Linked DNA regions of Homo sapiens: region 2 is linked to region 1. Evidence: chromatin loops called from intact Hi-C (ENCODE). Cell type or tissue: ascending aorta. All regions are shown on one strand.

Region 1 (2,500 bases):
CATAACATGCTAAGAGAGAGAAGCTAGACACAGAAGGAAAAATACTGTATGATTCCACTTCTTTTTTTCTTTTCTTTTTCTTTTTTGAGACAGGGTCTCACTGTGTCACCCAGGCTGGAGTGCAGTGGCACAATCATGGCTCACTACAGCCTTGACCTCCCGGGCTCAGGCGATCCTCCCACCTCAGCCTCTGAAGTAGCTGGGACTACAGGCATGTGCCACCACATCAAGCTAATTTTTTTGTTGCTTTTGTAGAGACAAGCTCTCACTATGTTGCCCAGGAGTGCAGTGGTGCCATCTTGGCTCACTGCAACCTCCACCTCCTGGGTTCAAGCGATTCTCCTGCCTCAGCCTCCTGAGTAGCTGGCACTACAGGCGCCCACCACCACACATGGCTAATTTTTGTATTTTTAGTAGAGATGGGGTTTCACCATGTTGGCTAGGATGATCTCGATTTTCTGACCTCATGATCCACCCGCCTCGACCTCCCAAAGTGCTGAGCTTACAGGCGTGAGCCACCACACCCGGCCCACTTTTATGTGTTTGGTTTTGTTTTGTTCTCTGAGACAGAGTCTTGCTCTGTTGCCCACACTGGAGTGCAGTGGCACGATCTCAGCTCACTGCAGCCTCTGCCTCCCAGGTTCAAGTGATTCTCCCGCCTCAGCCTCCAGTAGCTGGGATTACAGGCGCACACCACCACGTCTGACTGGTTTTTTTGTATTTATAGTAGAGATGGGGTTTCACCATGTTGCCCAGGCTGATCTCAAACTCCTGAGCTCAGGTGATCCTCCCAAAGTACTGGGATTACAGAAGTGAGCCACCACGCCTGGCCTCCACTTACATGAAATACCTAGAATAGGCAAACTAAAAGAGACAGAAAGTAAATCAGGGATTATCAGAGAATGCGGGGAGAGCTATTGCTTAATGGGTACATAGCTTCTGTTTCGGTGATGAAAACTTTGGAAATACTGGTTATTATTGCATTAACAATTAGTATATTTGATGCTGCAGAACTCTACACTTGAAAGTAGTTAAAATGGTAAGTTTGGTGATCTTTATATGTACTTTATTACAATTGTAAAAATAGTAAAAAAAAAGTGTATGAGATAAATTTAAAATAAGTGGAGGGAAAAGCTGAGACTTTAAAAGTTTCTGTAGGCTAATTTAGAAAACTGCCCATCATTTTTAGCATTGTTCCATGGAAAATGTATTCCAAGCAACAAAGAGTTGACTTACAAATGAAACTTAAAAACAACTTGCTTCCAAGTTGAAGATTACCAAAGTTCTGGTTTTTGGCAACAATCGTTCTGAAAATCCGAGTTTCCATCAACTTTGATGGCTGCCTTTCCCCTAATTTAAGAGGCAAGACTGCCATCATGTGGCAAGTAAAGTTAAGTTGTGGGTTTTCTTCTAATACAGTACAAAGGAAGATTCCCTTTTAAGAGCTTATAGGAACTAGCCTGTAGGAAATATCTAAACCTTTCAAACTCTAGTATAGATAAGCAATCTTGATTATCCAGAATAAATAATTGACCAGAAATAGTTCAGTTATTCCCCACATCTATAGATAACAAAGCACAATTTAAAAGACGTATCAAAAAGCTTAATTTCAAATATTTATAATAAAGCTCCAATATGTATTTTGATAATTTAAATATAAAATTTGCAATGTTAGTCTTATATTCCTGAAATAAACCATTTCCAAAAGAAAACCTGCAAAGTTTTATACCTCAACAACTCTCATTTAGCTATTATATGGTATTTAAAGAGTACACAAAAGTTTTTGGAAAAGGCTATACCTTGTAAAGGTAATTCCAACGTTCTGAAAAGCAGGAAAATGAATATTAGCTAAATAAGCATCATATTTAAAAATAAAGCCAGGCGTGGTGGTTCACACCTGTAATCCCAGCACTTTGGGAGACTGAGGCAGGGCGGATCACTTGATCTCAGGTGTTCAAGACCAGCCTGGACAACATGGCAAAACCCTGTCTCTGCAAAAAATTAAAAAAAAAAAAAATTAGTCGGGAGTGGTGATATGTCCCTGTAGTCCCAGATACTTAGGAGGCCAAGGTGGAAGAATCTCGTAAGCCCAGAAGGTTGAGGCTGCAGTGAGCTGTGATTGTGCCACTGCACTCCAGCCAGGGTGACAGACCAAGGCCCTATCTGAAAGCAAAATCAAAAACAAAAAACAAAGTGAGACTGTCTCTACAAAAAGGTTTTTAAAATAAAGTAAAATACATTTTAAAATAAGAGAGTTTCATTCTGCCCTAGTGCCCAGCACGGTAACCTAGACACTGCAGATGCTCAATAAATATTCACTGGAGGGGTAAAAAGAAAACATTATTTGCATGGTCTATAACCAAAAAGCTGACCCAGAATTGGTGTCCTATAGAGACATTCTGGGAAACATAAAATGCTCACTAAAACATCAAAAAATAAATCCAACTTTTTTTTTTTTGAGACAGAGTTTGGTCTGTTGCCCAGGCTGGAATGCAGTGGC
Region 2 (2,500 bases), 210 kb before region 1:
CATTATTTTAAATTTTTGGAAATCACTTTAGTCTTGTAATAGAAGACAGCTGGATTTTCACATCTGTTGTCATATCCCACACCTTAAAGACTCTAGCCAAGTGCACTGCCCAGTTTTGAGAAAATTAGACTGAAAAATAAAAATAACATCTCAGAATTACTATGAAAATAGTTTCATCTCATGGTACCCTTAACAGGGTATGGGGACTCCCCAAACCACAGTGAGAACTACTGCTCAGATAACAAAAAGCAAATTTGTCTAGCAGGCTGTCCAGTTTTCCTCAGAGTGCCCCCAGCAAAAATAATAATGAAAATAAAAAGCAAAATAATCACAGTAAGATACCATTTCACAGCCAGTAAGATGGCTATAATCACAAAGACAGTAATAAGTATTACCGAGAATGTGGTTATCGGAATCCTCATGCATTGCTAGTGGAAATGTAAAATGGTACAGACACCTTAGAAAATAATTTGGCAGCTCCTCATAAAGCTCAACATAGAGCTTTGACCCAGCAATTTCCACTCCAAGATCTACACCCAAGAAAAATGAAAACGTTATGTCCCCACAAAAACTTATACATGAGTGTTCAGAGGCATTAGTCACAATAGCCAGAAAGTAGAAACAACCCAATGTCCACCACGTGATAGAAAAATAAAATGTGGAATGCTGTTGGCAACACAATGGAATGTTATTCGGCAATAAAAAGGAAGTAAGTACCGGCACATGCTTCAACAGGGATGAACCTTGAAAACACTATGCTAAGTGAAAGCCAATCACAAAAGACCACATGATTCCACTTACAACAAACGCCCAGAACAAGCAAATCTATAGACAAAAAATAGATCAGTAGTTGCCTAAGGCTGGGGGGCCCAGGGAGAAACGAAGGGCAACTGCTAAAGGGTACAGCGTTTCTTTTTGAGGGTTCTAAACGTTCTAAAATTGACTACACGACCCTGTGAATGTATTACATCAATTACAGACTTTAAAATGGTGAACTGTATGGTAGGCAAATTACACTTCAATTACGCTCTTTCTTAAAAAAAGCTAAGCAATCTCTGTTAATCAGAATCATTAAATAACGAGTTTTTCAGCTGTCCAGTATTAGAACAAAGCAAATAAGAAAACAATGATCTCACAGACATTTTTTTTCTCAGATATCTTGCTATACTGATTCAATCCAACCTTCTGGATAAGATGTTGTCCAGCAGAAATATATATAAGCCACAAGTAATTTAAAAATTTTAAGCAGCCATACTGAAAAAAAAGTTTTTAATAAAAGGTCAAATTAATTTTGATATTTTACTTAACTCACGATCTGCAAAATACTATTTCAATACATAATATATCAAAAGTATTAAGATATTTATTTTGTTCATACCAAATTTTCAAAATCTGGTATAAATTTTACACTTAACACATCTCACTTTTTAAGTACTTAACCACATGTGGGTGATGGTATCAAAGTGGACAGTATAGTTCTAGATCCACACTATACAGTATAACGTTAAATCATGTGTGTGATGATGACCCTAAGGCAAGTTGCCTTATCAAAGAAAGGCTCAATTTGACTCAATACGTTTAAATTATGTCTAAGTATATTAATATTTTCCCAGAAGTTTGCACTGACAGAAGGCACTTTCTAAAACCAGAGTATATACTGCCTGAACATTTCAAGTAAATGTACTTCAAAATTTTACACATAACCTAACAGTCTATGAAATCCCAGAATAAGCTAATTAGAAGTTACACAGAAACTCCCCTCCATTATCTGCACTAATGTCTCACATATATAACTCTCCATTCTTCTAGATGTTATCTTGCTCGTGGATACTTGGAAATCCTCAAAGCTCTTTTCAATAGCTGATGATGAACAATTAACCAAAAAAAAAAAATCTCATACACAGGGACTTTGTGCCACTACACATTTATGCTTTTGTATCTATTTACTTACATACAGGTTGAGCATCCCCAATCCAAAAATATGAAATCTGAAATGCTCCAAAATCTGAAATTTTTTAACACCATGACATCACATGTGGAAAAATCCCATATGTAACACCTTTGCTTTCTGATGGTTCAATGTATACAGTTTGTTTCACTCGCAAAATTATTTAAAATATTGTATAAAATTACCTTTAGGCTCTGTGCATAAAATGTACATGAAATATAACTGAATTTCATGTTTATATTTAGGTGCCATCCCCAAGATATCTCATTATGTATATACAAATATTCCAAAATCCAAAAAAAAAGAAAATCCAAAGTCCCAAACACTTCTGGTCCCAAGCATTTCCCATAAGGGATACTCAAAACCTGTATTACAAAAATCTCTATTAATGACAGCACCTTGGAATGTACACAGTGCAGTTTATATTCTCACTACCTATTCTAGCAACCTGTAAGTAAAAATTTATGTTACTCAGTTGATTCTGAGTGCTCCGTGAATAATAAATTTCACTCTAAATTGGAAAAAAGCTTAAGCTTTATTAGTAACCTTGAA

The links. Hi-C counts contacts between places; a loop is a spot of excess contacts. Peaks named below come from ENCODE experiments on the same cell type or tissue, not always from the same donor. Only the 100,000 strongest peaks of a DNase experiment are listed, where the experiment ranks them.
Region 2: a loop joins it to region 1, with 6 times the contacts of the local background. A loop is called at or near these places in 22 of 110 quality-filtered maps.

The regions. Positions count from the first base shown.
Region 1 is chr9:83,910,999-83,913,498 of GRCh38, forward strand. The region is part of intron 2 of KIF27 (kinesin family member 27); the gene reads right to left. Among named protein-coding and RNA genes, the nearest start is that of KIF27, 9.2 kb to the right of the region's middle. In ascending aorta, a CTCF peak has its summit at 1,391 (motif pointing left); no DNase peak of the experiment used is centred here.
Region 2 is chr9:83,701,283-83,703,782 of GRCh38, forward strand. The region is part of intron 1 of UBQLN1 (ubiquilin 1); the gene reads right to left. Among named protein-coding and RNA genes, the nearest start is that of UBQLN1-AS1, 5.3 kb to the right of the region's middle. In ascending aorta, no CTCF peak of the experiment used is centred here; no DNase peak of the experiment used is centred here; H3K27ac peaks cover 1,209 bases.